2 separate regions of the Homo sapiens genome follow, and region 1 is linked to region 2. Evidence: read pairs that join two places in POLR2A ChIA-PET (ENCODE). Cell type or tissue: OCI-LY7. All regions are shown on one strand. Each heading gives the region's core, and the rest is flanking DNA. Links, peaks and the distances in the headings are about the cores only.

Evidence for each region. Peaks named below come from ENCODE experiments on the same cell type or tissue, not always from the same donor. Only the 100,000 strongest peaks of a DNase experiment are listed, where the experiment ranks them.
Region 1: POLR2A ChIA-PET joins it to region 2 with 15 read pairs; 3 of 35 experiments call an interaction of 5 or more read pairs at or near these places.

What each region holds. Positions count from the first base shown.
Region 1 is chr14:64,231,399-64,238,788 of GRCh38, forward strand. ESR2 (estrogen receptor 2) reads right to left here. Exons shown (of 9, transcript NM_001437.3): 8 at 3,572-3,752; 9 at 1-1,925. The coding sequence ends at 1,739. It overlaps LOC124903328 (a long non-coding RNA gene), which reads left to right. Exons shown (of 2, transcript XR_007064205.1): 2 at 3,464-3,789. Among named protein-coding and RNA genes, the nearest start is that of ESR2, 59 kb to the right of the region's middle. RefSeq lists enhancers at 1,013-1,082, 3,746-3,805, 4,446-4,715. In OCI-LY7, for the core only: no CTCF peak of the experiment used is centred there; DNase peaks (open chromatin) are centred at 3,723, 4,333, 4,763, 5,083 and 3 weaker places; H3K4me3 peaks cover 5,000 bases; H3K27ac peaks cover 5,000 bases.
Region 2 is chr14:63,756,040-63,763,429 of GRCh38, forward strand. It overlaps a transcript of SYNE2 not described here. Among named protein-coding and RNA genes, the nearest start is that of SGPP1, 32 kb to the left of the region's middle. In OCI-LY7, for the core only: no CTCF peak of the experiment used is centred there; a DNase peak (open chromatin) is centred at 3,602; H3K4me3 peaks cover 534 bases.

The sequences.
Region 1 (7,390 bases), core at 1,332-6,331, 480 kb after region 2:
AACCAAGCTTATCCTGCCTGTACTAAATCTTACTAAAGCTGTAACTGAGTCTCTAAGAATAACTTCAGACTGCCTCAGAACACAGACATCAGTGTGTTCTCTAGGTACTTGTCCAAGCATTTCTGAAACAGCTAAGCTCAACTTATAGTAAAATTGCACCAATATCAAAATTATGGATTATTCGAGGTCTTACTAGCAAAAACCAGTCTTGGTAACACTGAATGCAGTCTTCCTAATGACTTAGTAAATACAGGATGTGCTACCCAAAGTGAACATATTTTCAAAAAGAAAATATATTTAATATCATATCACAAGGTAATTGTTTAAAACGTTACTGCAATAATGAAACATGATTATTTAATTGCTGGCTTCCATAGTATGCTGTTACTCATTTTACATATTCACCGTGTATCCAAAACTGGAAATTTCACATCTTTTAAAAGGTGAGTTAAAGTTGTCATTTCAGAGGTGCCCTTCTTCATGTCCTATTTATGTTCCACTTGGAATAAGAACTAATATTTTTACTGTTTCTTTTTCACCCTGCCCACCATATAAATTTTCCAATAAGAAAATATTTTTAAAAGAGCTCTCAAGTGTAAAAGAATTCTTTCTTGCTATAAATAATTATCCCTAAATATTTCTCTTTAAGGAGAGTTCACAAACTGGGTCTTGTTCAAGGGGCGTACTCATCAAGGCTATACAGTGTGGCCCCAGAGCTGACACACTGGGGTGCATAGCTACTCATCCATCCATAAAACAGCACACTGCACACATCCACAGCCCAAAGTATCCCTGACTACTTGTGGTGACTGATGGGGCAATTGTGGCTGCTACTTATGAGGTTGTACAAGATGGAAACTGCATCCACATTGCCCCAGGGAAACACTGTGGCTGTCACCCACACCCACAGGAGAGAACCCCATTCCTGCAAACACGGCCTTTCTCCAGCACCCACGCTGGCCCCATGGGACAACAGGTTTAAGGAAGAGCAGCTCCAGAAGCAGCGAGATTTGTATCTCCCACAGTCCTGCATGAAAATGATCACACGCTCATACACACATACCCCAAATTATTGGCAGGCTCTGTGAATACAAATCGAGAGGGACAAATCTGTGTGCAGCTGGCAGCAAGGTCAGGGAGAGAACATGACTCACATCCCAGCTTAACCACAGTCCCTCTGGCCTTTGACAGAATAAGCATCATATGATATGATCAGTCCCCACAGGCCTGGGAGGTAAGTACGCAATTGCCACAGGGGTTTTCAATCTTACAATGGAGTGGTCCGGAAAACAGCAAAGGTCAACTCTCAGAGGGAAGGGTAGTGTGTGCCACACAAGAAGGGTTAGCCCACTTCTGTAAGCGTGTCACTTCCTCTCCCCTTTCTGATTCGCAGCCCTTCCAAGTCAGATTTCCACCATTCATTCCAAAACCTTTAAGATGTTTCACAAAGGGGAGGAAGGAAGAAGGAAAGTAAGAAAGACCACACTGAGATCCTATGAGGCCATTGAGTGTGGAAACGCTGCATTCAAATGTGCCCTCTGCTAACAAGGGAAACTATGGCTTCCTCACACCGACTCCTGAGAGTTGGGAAGGTGGAGGGAAGGATGGTACATGACCAAGCCTGCCATCACCAAATGAGGGACCACACAGCAGAAAGATGAAGCCCAGGCTCCTGACACACTGGAGTTCACGCTTCAGCCTGTGACCTCTGTGGGCCAGTTCACCTCAGGGCCAGGCGTCACTGAGACTGTGGGTTCTGGGAGCCCTCTTTGCTTTTACTGTCCTCTGCCGGGCTGCACTCGGACCCCGTGATGGAGGACTTGCACCCGCGAAGCACGTGGGCATTCAGCATCTCCAGCAGCAGGTCATACACTGGGACCACATTTTTGCACTTCATGTTGAGCAGATGTTCCATGCCCTTGTTACTATGGGGACAAAAAGGTGCTGAGATTCCCTCCTCCGAGGCAGCCACAGGAACCCCGAAGCCTTCCCCGGCTCTCTTTGCTCAGAGCCAGTCTACCCCACCCCTAAACCCACTCTTCCCCCAGCCCATTTATCCATGGCTCGTGCATCCAGCTCCCCCTGATAATTTAGGCTCAAGGGCAAGGACGATGTCTTGTCAGCCTCTGTGTCCCACCACACACCTACAATGGCCTGACACATAGGACAATCAATCCTCATTGTTTGCGGTAATTATGTTCCGTAAAGTCACTGTGAACACTGAATCCTCACTCATAGGGGAAATACAGGGTTAGGTTCCTGCAAGCCTCTGGCCACATCTTCATCAGCTGATCAATACAAAACCTTGTTTTATGTGTGTTTCTTTCTAAAGATGCCTTATGTGATAAATACCATTGACTCATTAACATTGAACTCATGGCCAGCAGCACTATAACTCACACCCGAGCAAAGCTTAACACATACTTTCTCCATAAGGCACATCACAGCTTTTTCACACCGAGGAACACTAGACAGGTCTTCAGCACCACACCAGGGGGGCATTTTAAACAGTGAAGTCACCAAAAGCACAAAAATGTAAAACCATGGCACTAAGTAGACCAAGTAAAGGACACTTGTTGACAGTATGAGAGCAGCTGCTTGTTCCATCTCAGCTGGGACTGTACATAAAGGGCAACTCAAAATTTCTGCCACTCTGTTCATGACCTCAAAAACACCACAAATATTGATTTTGGGGTTACAAATAAATTTTAGCAAGCAGATAAATTCACAATGAAGGAATCTACAAACACAGGATCTGTTCTGCAAATGGCTATGTGCTGAGCAATCATTAAAGGGGAAAGGCAGAGGTCTTCATCTCACTTAAGATTCTCGAGGTGTATATTGTCCTTCTCCACAGCCTCTAGACTTGCCTCCTCAGTGACCAGTTAATTACCTTCCACCCTCCCCTCCCCTCCTCCAGCTCCAGGGCAAGGCTACCCTCATCGTGGGTGACACCAAGCACTGAGCATCATTGTACCAACAGTAGCCACCACTGCACACCCTCTTCATCAGCACACACAATTACGTTTCCTGATCAGAAACATGCCCTACCTACAGCCCTGCCTTCCTAAATCTGCTGGGTCCACCACTTCTCTTAAGTCTTATCCTTAATTTCCTGATGCCACCGAAAGAACAACTCTTAGGGAAGCATTTGTGCACTTCTTCGCATCACCAGCTCGAGGGGCCATCTAGGGGAGCGGGTCTTAGCCTCTCCACAAAAAGTGGCCTCAGGGCCTCAGCCCTGGGTGGTGTAAACAGGGGTGGCAGTTCGTGTTAGGGGAGGAACTGCCCCTTTTAGGACTCCATAAACAGGCTATAAACCCCAGCAATTGAAAAACCCATGAGCCACCACTGGCTGCCATGCAGAGCCTGTAAGATACCACATGACATTCCTTCCATGCCCACTCTGTGCCCATCTTTGCTTACAGGTGTGTGAACTGACAAATTCCCCATTCCCTTTCAGGCATTCATTTTCCTTAACTTGCAGACACTTTTCCCAAATCACTTCACCCTCCGTGGAGCACATAATCCCATCCCAAGCCCAAGCAGAGCAGCTCCTTAGGGCGCGTACCTCGCATGCCTGACGTGGGACAGGAGCATCAGGAGGTTAGCCAGGCGCATGGATTGCTGCTGGGAGGAGATGCCGCTCTTGGCAATCACCCAAACCAAAGCATCGGTCACGGCGTTCAGCAAGTGAGCCAGCTTCCGGCTGCTGTCAGCATCCTGGGTCGCTGTGACCAGAGGGTACATACCTGGACAAAGAATAAAAGCCAGAAGTCATTGCTCTGAGCAAAGGAGCAGAAGTCGTGTGCTCAGCTGTTCCGTGCGCCTGCTCCGAGGTGATCTGGGTTGCTTTGACAGCTGCATGTGTGGCAGGAGCTTATAAGCATGGTCTTACCTCCCCCAGGGGATCTTCCCTGAGAGCCAGCCCCGTCACAGAGCTAGAAGAGAAGCCTGGCCTAATGCAGACAGACTAAATTGCCACCTGAAGTGTCCACCAGGCCCATAATTGTGGCCTTGCCGTGGCGAGTATATCTAGTCTCCCGAAATCATTACGTGGTGTTTCTCATCTGCAGCAACAGATACAGAGATGGTCAGAAAGTGAGATTAATTCTACTTTTAGCCCCACGGAGGGCTCCCCATCTAAAGGGAGTTTAATAAACAAAGGAATGGCCAATGTGATGAAGCCTCCTCTGCCACCTCCTTGTGTGTACCACGTGCCGCAGCCAGCCATGGCAGGGCCCCTGCTACCACCTCTGCATCTCGCTTGAGTGGCACCTGGCTGGGGCAGGAAGACCACTGATTTGGAGTCAGACAGACCTACTTTCTAGCCACCATCTGGAGCTCTCTGAGCCTCAGTTCCTCACTGAGCAACGCATGCAGGAACACATCTGCTTAGGTCCCCACAGCCACGTCCTGGGTAGGCTGCCTCCCCCATCCTGCCCTGCCCTGTGTTTAACTCCCCTCCAACTCTAGGATTGAGATACTGTGGCATCCCAATGGCAGCAAAGTAACAGCTCAGATAAATCTCCTCCCCCCGACCCCTGCCTGACTCCTTGATTCCCTTTAATAATTAGCTTCTCTTCCAGGCTTTCCATTTCAAAGCAAGAATAAATATGTGAAATCAACCAGGGAGCTGCTGAGTCTTGGCTGTCATGAGACTGATGATGGCTGGTGCTCCAGCAACCACAGAATTTGTTTTGGCAGTTTTTGTTCTCTATTTTTATTGGCACTTTCAGTTCAATTAAGGCAGCTCAATTCAACTAAGTTTAACTCAGGTAAGGCAAGGGACATTCTGAAGCACAATTACGTAAGTGTAGTGCTTTGCCACATCCCTAGGGACCTCCATAATGTCTGATGATACGAATTTAAAATATTCATCTTTTCAATAGCCCTGAAGCTGCTTCTCCAATCCCTGTGCTCACTTTGTTCTCCACATTGGTTCTTCCAGAATCCCCCCACAGCCTCAAACCTCCCACTGTCGCCCCAGAGATGACTTGCCCTCCCACCGCAGGGGAAACAAGACCCCACCCTTGGCCCCGTGTGTCCCCTTCTGAGAGGCCAAAAAGCAGATCTGCTCATGGGGCTCCGTTTAATGACTTCCCAGCTCATAGGATAGAGTCCAAACCACCTGGTGCAGCTATCAGAGGTACCAGGGCCCTCCCCGCTTCTCTCATCTGCAGTTCCCACCACACCTCGCCTTGAGTCCCCCTCTCAACTCCCTGAATGTGTGGTGCTCCGAACATGCTCAACTTGCTGCTTGGAAACTCTCTCCTTCCTCTTTCTCTACCCTGATTCTTTTGCTCATTTATACCCATTCCTCCTGTAGATTCCAACCTGGTCAGAAATTCCTTCTGGAAGCTTCCCCCAACCTCCCTACCATCCCACCCTAAGTCTGGTCTGAGGTGTCCCCTGATACTCTGACAGTGCCCTGTTCATCCTCAGCAGAGACACCATGTTGCCCCACATGCTGGATGTCTGCCTTGTCCCCACACACACCCCACAGCCACCCTTCTGCCCTCAGCAAGACTGGACATGAGTGCTTTGAGGGCACAGACCTTTTTTTTTTTTTCTTTTCTTGAGACAGAGTCTCACTCTGTCACCCAGCCTGGAGTGCAGTGGTACAATCTCAGCTCACTGCAACCTCCGCCTCCCGGTTTCAAGCAATTCTCCTGCCTCAGCCTCCTTAGTAGCTGGGATTACAGGCATGCGCCACCATGCCCAGCAAATTTTTTGTATTTTCAGTAGAGACAGTGTTTCACCATGCTGGCCAGGCTGGTCTCAAACTCCTGACCTCGCAATCCGCCTGCCTCAGCCTCCCAAAGTGCTGGGATTACAAGCGTGAGCCACTGTGCCCGGCCAGACCCTTATTTTTTTTAGCCAAACACACATCATATTTGAAATGGTAAATATGCATGCTAATGTATGTTTTAGGTACACACAGAAAATTATCAAAAGTACAGAGAAAATTATTTCAAGCTTACTTTCCCTAAAATTAACCCCATCTGCATAAACAAGTACTTCCTTTTAACTACCCCGTAGTGTGTTCAGCTGCATGACATGTGCTCCATGGACTTCCGCTGCCATCAAGCAATACTATGTCTGGGAATTCCAAAAGGAGCCAAAATTGTGTGCCTGTACATGTCTCAGTTCAAAGTGACAAAGATTGAAAATATAAAAACAAATCCTCAGATTATAAACAAATGTTCATAGCAGCATAACTCAGCCTAAAAGTGGAATGTCCACTAACTGACGAATGGCTCAACAAAATGTGGTCTATCCATACAGTGGAATAGTATTCAGCTACGAAAAGGAATGAGGTACTGATACAGATGAACCTTGAAAACATCAGGCTAAGCAAAATAAGCCAGACACAAAGGACCACATGTTGTATGATTCCATTTATAATAAAATGTCTAGAATAGGCAAATCCATAGAGTCAGAAAAGCAAATTAGTGGTTGCCTAGGGCTGTGGGTGGGATAGGGAGTGGGAAATGATGGCTAAGAAGCATGGGGTTTCTTTTCAGGTGATGAAAATGTTCTAAAATTGATGGTGGTGATGGTTGCACCACATACCGTGAATAAACTAAAAACATTGAACTGTATACTTAATATGGATAAATTATATGGTAAATGAATTATATCACAATAAAGCTGTTACTAAAAATAATAGTAATAATAATAATAAAAGAACGCCTCAGAACCAAAGTTACAATAACATAAATTCCCTGGGCTGTGTGCAACGAAGTTTCCCCTCAGAGAACACGTATGTGTCATTGTGTTACCCACTTCACGAACCACAGTCATTGCCAAGGCCAGACCCTGGGCCTTCTGCAGGCTGTAGGGGCAGCACAGCTCCACCTGGGGCCCAGAGTCCATCAGCCACAGCGGTTTGGGGAGGTGAGGCACTGCAGTTGTGGAAAGGCATATGCGAAATCCATTTTACATATGGTGGGGTAGGGGGGCAGTGTATATACAAAAAGACTGACTTACATAAAATTATCCTGGAGACTCCTGTTCTCATTGATCACATAGAAAAGAAATACCCTCCCAGAAAAGAACTGTGCTGAAGAATACCCATGCTGCTGCCTGGCTCTCCAGTCAGCAGTGCGTGCCTGCACCTCAGACATCCATGCTCAGGCCCTTGCTCATCAAATACATATCTACAGAGTACTTGCTAAGTGGCAGGCCCTGGGCAGCATGGGGCAAGGGACAAGATCCAAAGCTCTGCCCAGTCAGGCACAGAAAACCACAAAAATATAGCACCCTCTCCATCCCCCAAAAGTAAAAACATCAGTTAGGATTCACTGTAAAACAAAATTAAATTACTTTTGATGAAACGGAAGAAGTATAGTTTAAAAAAAAAAAACAAAAAAAACCAAGATCTTGG
Region 2 (7,390 bases), core at 1,217-6,216:
GACCATAATTTTGAAGTTTTAGAAACTTACAACCCACAGGGACCTCAGGTTAGATTCCCTAATTATTGTTGCACGGTATCTCTCATGACATTTTTGTGAAAAAGAAAAAAGGTGAAAAAAGGGATATTATGAAAGTAAACATAAAAATTAAAAAATTTCCTTGCCACACTTAAGAATGAATACTGTTTTTAGTTGGTGTGCATGGGTGTGGTACCTGTGTGATAATATTCTGCATTGAGTTAGATAAATGCTTTTAATTTGAGAAGTATGGCTTAAAGTCTGTATTATGTTACATTTACACATTTTTGGCCAGTAAATTTAAATAGATACACAGTTAAAGGTACCAACTACTATTGCAATATTCTTACCATCCTGAGTCTATTATTAAAAGAGTTATTAAAAACATTCCTGATGCAGTTAACAAAGAACCTTGGCAAGTGAAGACCTCCTTTTACTTTTATCCGTTTTGTTATATATACAGTTACATTTGAGTGAAAGTAAGCCATAATTTTAAAGATTTTCTAATAGTATTTCACATTTATTGAACATTATGAATTGGAAAGTTTTGGATATTGTTGAACTATACAAACATTGGAAATGCTGGAAATTTTATAAAGGATAAAAATTTTAGTCATGTGTCTGAACAGTGAGTTTTACTGCTAGTGGATTAAAAGAAACACTTTTTTAGTCATGCTTGTTCAGAGAACTTAACTTTTATTGGAGTAAGATTGTATCCTCATGCATATGAAAAATAATGAGGAGGCTGGGTACGGTGGCTCATGCCCATAATCCCAGCACTTTGGGAGGCCGAGGCGAGTGGATCACTTGATGTCAGGAGTTTGAGACCAGCCTGACCAACATGGTGAAACCCCATCTCTACTAAAAATACAAAAATTAGTCAGGCATGGTGGCACACGCCTGTAGTCCCAGCTACTCGGGAGGCTGAGGCAAGGGAATTGCTTGAATCCGGGAGGAGGAGGTTGCAGCGAGCTGAGATTGCACCACTGCATTCCAGCCTGGGCAACAGAGTGAGACTCCACCTTAAAAATAATAATAATAATAATAATAATAATAATAATTAGGCTCAGATATTAATTGAACCCTAAACCTATTCAAAGATTTGTCCACTAAATGCTGTTAAATGGACTAGCCTCCTCTTAGTTTAACCTAAAGCTAAAAAGGATTAATTCTCTTCAGTTAGCTGTCTCTTGTCAAATATTTGTTTTCAGTAATTTAGGGCAAATGACCAAAGAAAGGAATACATGGATTGAAGAAGGATTAGAGTAGTGAAAATAGTTGTTTCATGTTTCAAAGAATGCTTTCAGTCTCTTTTATTCTTTATAGCATAAGCTGATTATTTTGTTTGACATGTTTTTACAGTGACTGCTATTGATAGCACCTCTTTGTTTTGGATGTTTTCTTTTATTTTCTTTTACTGACTTTGTTGGTTTAGTTTAGCTTATAATTCCAGCCTTTCCTTACTCTGCACCCCTACCTGGCTTTTGATGTATCCCTCTTTCTGTTGCTTACACAGAAAGGCTAACTTTTTTTCTATAAATAGAAATTCTAGACAACAGCTTAAGGGCACTGGTGGAAATGATATAGTTGTAGTAACTCCATGGTTTTATTCATTGTGCCTTCAGACCTTCTGGAAAGAGGATCCTTTGGCAAAAAAAAAAAAAGACTAGAAGAAGATACATAAAATGATAACAGTTGTCTCGCTTTTTTTTTTTTTTTTTTTTTTTAGACAGAATCTGGCTCTGTCACCCAGGCTGCAGTACAGTGTTTCAATTACAGCTCACTGCAGCCTCGAACTCCCAGGCTCAAGATATCCTCCCACCTCAGCCCCCTAAGTAGCTGGGACCACAAGCACATTCCACCACGTCCAGCCAATTTTTGTATTTTTTGTAGAGATGGGGTTTCACCATGTTGCCCAGGCTGGTCTCGAACTCCCAAGCTCAAGTGATCCGCCTGCCTCGCCCTCGCAAAATGCTGGGATTACAAGTGTGAGCCACCATGCCTGGCAGTCCCATGATATTTTGCCTTTATTTTATATTTATGTCATTTTCAAATTCTCTTAATTATTTTTACAATCTATAAAAATTAAACAAGACTTTATTTTAACTTGATTTTTAGTATACAATGAGTATTGCAAAGGTCAACAGTCCAAATGCAATAATTAAACAACTTATATCTAGCTATGCATTTCAGTTTGTTCCCTTTGAAAATTTATCCTACAGCCTTCTCAAAATATGAACAAAACATATGAAATCAAAGGGTACCAATTTTAAATGAGTGGTATTCAAACTTTTTTTTGCATGTTATTTATTTATACATTATATATGTATTTACTGTATTAATATATAACATACATTATGCAATATATAGACATTTTTAAGGATGAAATAAAAATATAAAGAGGCTTTTTTTTTCTTTTGAGACAGAGTCTCCCTCTGTCACCCAGGCTGGAGTGCAGTGGCGTGACCTTGGCATGGTGATGTGTGCCTTTATTCCCAGCTACTCAAGAGGCTGAGGTGGGAAGATCCCTTGAGCCCAGGAGTTTGAGGTTGCAGTGAGCTATGATTGCATCACTGCACTCTAGCCTGGGTGGCAGAGTGAGATCTTGCCTCCAAAAAATCTGTAGGTCTAGATTTTTTTTTTTTTTAATTTTAGCATATGTGCTGCAGAAGCGAGCACAGATTTTTTTTTTTTTTTTTTTTAAGAATATTTTAGGCTGGGCATAGTGGCTCACGCCTGTAATCCCAGCACTTTGGGAGGCTGCAGTGGGCAAATCACGAGGTCAGGAGGTCAAGACTAGCCTGGCCAACATGGTGAAACCCCTTCTCTACTAAAAATACAAAAAATTGGCCAGGCCTGGTGATGGGCACCTGTAATCCCAGCTACTGGGGAGGCTGAGGCAGGAGAATCACTTGAATCCAGGACAAGGAGGTTGCAGTGAGCCGAGACTGTGCCACTGCACTCCAGCCTGGGCAACAAAGCGAGACTCAGTCTCAAAAAAAAAAAAAGAATATTTTAAATTTATTTACATGCAGGCTGGGCACGGTGGCTCACGCCTGTAATCCCACCACTTTGGGAGGCCAAGGCTGGTCAGGAGTTCGAGACCAGCCTGGCCAACTAGGTGAAACTCCATCTTACTAAAAATACAAAAATTAGCCGAGTGTGGTGGCACACACCAGTAGTCCCAGCTACTCGGGAGGCTGAGGCAGGATAATCGCTTGAACCCAGGAGGCAGAGGTTGCAGTGAGCCGAGATCGCGCCACTGCACTCCAGCCTGGGTGACAGAGTAAGACTCTGTCTAAAAAAAAAAAAAAATGTTTACATGTTGTATTTCCATTATTTAAAAAAAAGATTTGAGAGTAAATAGCAGAAAAAGTAAGAACCAAATTTTTGCATGCCTTCGTGCTATACTTTGCATTCATTTTTTTGAGGATTGGATTTATCTACTAGTCAGGTTCAAAATTTGGCATCCCTGCTCGAAATCGTGTTTTCTAGAATTTTATAGGAATGGTTGAAAGCAAAAATGAAACTGTCAGGCACAGTCCATGAAGCAGAGGATGTGGGCAGAGCAAGGACAGAGTATGTCTAAGACTTACTTTACCATGTGATCTAGGAAGCCGTCACTGTACAAAGACAACCACTGCTGGTTTGAATTAAAATAATTTTTGGCTGCTTCTCTTCACCTTCTTGGAGATCCTTCCTCAGGAATAAGGAAATAATTCAGGAAATTCACGCAGGAGCTCAGAATGTATTTCCAATCTCTGTAGTCTCCATTTTTGGCAGGCACACAGATAAGGGGATGGGAAATTAATATTGAGCCACACACAGGGGGAAGAAAATCTAATGTTCCTGAAGAAAAGGAACCTTGTTCACTGAAACAAGAAAATATTAAGGAGTAAGGCTTATCAAGTATTAAATTTATATTTACTAAGCCACTCAGTGTTAGGTCAATATCCTAAGCAGAAAAGATCAAGGAGGTAATAAACTGAAAGAAATTTTTTTTTTTTACAAAGTTCTGAATCTCCATCTGCAATAGAGATTTGTTTTTGCATTTTGCTTCTCTTTTAGAGATTGAAAGTTAGAGATAGGATTGACACACTTCTACTTGTTTTTTAAGACTCAGCACAAATATTACTTCTGATGTGAAACTTTTGAGGCTACCCTGTAGTTTCCCTCCTATGCTTCCTCATAGCATATTGTATTTTTTTTTTTTTGAGACAGAGTCTTGCTCTGTTGCCCAGGCTGGAGTGTAGTGGCATGATACCAGCTCATTGAAACCTCAGGTGATCCTCCCACCTTAGCTTTCTGAGTAGCTGGGACCACAGGAGTGTGCCACCATGTCCGGCTAATTTTTTGGTAGTTTTTGTAGAGACAGGGTTTCGCCTTGTTGCCCAGGCTGGTCTCGAACTCCTCACCTCAAGTGATCCACCTGCCTTGGCCTCCTAAAGTGCTGGGATTACAGGCATGAGCCACTGCGCCAGGCCTGTACCTCTATTTTTATTTATTTATTTATTTATTTTGTGACAGAGTCTCGCTTTTCTGCCAGGCTGGAGTGCAGCAGCATGATCTCAGCTCACCGCAACCTCCGTCTCCCGGATTCAAGTGATTCTCCTGCCTCAGCCTCCCGAGTAGCTGGGACTATAGGCGTGCACCACCACGCCCAGCTAATTTTTGTATTTTTAGTAGAGACGGGGTTTCACCATGTTGGCCAGGATAGTCTTGATCTCCTGACCTCGTGATCCACCCTCCTCAGCCTCCTAAAGTGCTGGGTTTACAGGCGTGAGCCACCACGCCTGGCCTTGTACCTCTATTTTTGAAAAGCATTATGATATAATTGTTCCTTTAAAATAAAATGTGACTGAGGCCGGGCACCATGGCTCACGCCTGTAATCCCAGCACTTTGGGAGGCTGAGATGGGTAGATCATGTGAGGTCAGGAACTAGAGACCAGCCTGGCCAACATGGTGCAACCCTGTCTCTACTAAAAATACAAAAATTAGCTGGGTGTGGTGGTGGACGCCTGTAGTCCCAGCTACTTGGGAGGCTGAGGCAGGAGAATCGCTTGAACCTGGGAGGCGGAGGTTGCAGTGAGCCAAGATCGTGCCATTGCACTCCAGCCTGGGGGACAAGAGCAAAACTCCGTCTCAAAACAAACAAACAAACAAAAACAAATAAAACATGACTGAGACTATGTGTGTGTGTTTTTTTTCTTTTTGATCCACGGTACTGCAGGGTGAAAGAACTATTTTCCTTCCTACCTAAGGTTCATGACTGAGACCCCGTAACAAAAAATAGATTAACAAGAGAAAAGCATACACATTTATTTAACGTAAGTTTTACGTGATGCGGAGCCTTCATAAGGAAATGAAGAACCGAAGCAACAGTTAAACAGAAATGTTTTTATGCTAGATCTGATGAAGAAGTGGATAGTTATGGAGAAGTATGGCCGGAAAAAGGAGGTATGATCTAATGGCAGGAAGCTGGAGGGCATTTTGCAAGGCCTGTTTGTTCAGATTCTTCTCTGAGTTCCTGTGTCTTCATAGATAAGGATGTTCCTTTTCTTCAGGTATAGGGAGAATACTTCTCTAATGAGGGACTTATGACCTGCTTCAGAGAAAGGCAGAAATGTCCTTTTCGGCTTTATGACCTGCTTCTGGAGAAAAAAGGGGAAAGGTGAGAATGAGCCTCCTCCTTCTGCTATCTTCTCAAATGCCAAGGTGTTGTATTTTGGGATAGCACGTCATGAATTCCATCAGCATCTACTACAGTGAAAGTGTTCAGGACATTGCCAAACCTCTCCCAGAGTCAGGCGTGTAAACCAGCCCGAGCGGCGGCGGCAGCTGCAGGACCGCCGTGACGACCAGAGTAGCGACCCGCGGGGAGCGGCACGGGGTGACGCTGGCTGCGGGGACCCAGTGACAGCGTGAGAGGTAATAGGTTTTGACAAGTTTGCATCATGTGTGAATATAAGCTAGTCGTTCTTGACTCAGGAGGCGTTGGAAAGTCTGCTTTGACTGTACAATTTGTTCAATGAATTTTTGTTGAAAAATATGATCCTACGATAGAAGATTCCTATAGAAAGCAAGTTAAAGTGGCCAGGCGCGGTGGCTCACGCCTGTAATCCCAGCACTTTTGGGAGACCGAGGCAGGCGAATCACCTGAGGTTGGGAGTTTCAGACCAGCCTTGACCAACATGGAGAAACCCCGTCTCTACTAAAAACACAAAAAATTAGCCGGGCGTGGTGGTACATGCCTGTAATCCCAGTTACTTGGGAGGCTGAGGCAGGAGAATAGCTTGAACCTGGGAAGCAGAGGTTGCAGTGAGCTGAGACCGTGCCATTGCACTCCAGCCTGGGCAACAGGAGTGAAACTCCATCTCAAAAAAAAAAAAAAAAAAGTTTATTGGGACAAAAAGAAAAGAAAAAACTATCAAGAACTTTTTTTTTTTTGGACAATTCAGGAAACTAGAATGGACTGGATCATTAAATGCCTTGGCCATAAATATGGTATTGTGGTTATGTAGGATAATTTTTTCTTTCTTTTTTTTTTTTTTTTAATAAATTGAGACAGGGTGTTGCTATGTTTCCCAGGCTAGTCTCAAACTCCTGGGCTCAAACAATCCACCCGCCTTAGCTCCCAAAGTGCTGGGATTACAGATGTGAGCTACCATGCATGGCCAGGAGAATGTTCTTGTTCTTAGGACAAACACGCTGAACTATTTAGTGGTGAAATGTCATGATGCCTGCAACTTACTTTCAAATGGTTCAGAAAGAGAGAGAAAAAAAATGCAAATTTGTAGAATGCTAACAAATGGTGAATCCAGGCAAAGATTATATGAGGATGTATTATGCTGTAATTTTCTTTACTTTTTCTAATTTGAAATTAAAATAGAACATAATTTAAAACAAGTTTTTCGTTTTGTTTTGTTTTGAGACAGAGTCTCACCTGTGGCCCAGCCTGTAGTGCTACGGCACAATCTTGGCTCACTGCAACCTCTGCCTCCCAGGTTCAAGAAATTCTCCTGTCTCAGCCTCTCCAGTAGCTGGGACTACAGGCGCCCACCACCACACCTGGCTAATTTTTGCATTTTTAGTAGAGACAGGGTTTCACCATATTGGTCAGGCTGGTCTCAAACTCCTGACCTCAGGTGATCCGCCTGCCTCGGCCTCCCAAAGTGCTGGGATTATAGGCATGAGCCACCACGCCTGGCCAACAAAAAAGTTTTTAAAGCCTTAAAAGAGTTTTCCTCCTGGAAGCCTACTGTAAAGAAGTAATGCCCATGGTTTTTAGATGCAAAATAAAGCACATTTTAACTCCTGAATCATTTATACTTTATTTTGTTTACTTTTTTTTTTCAAGAGACAGAGTCTCTG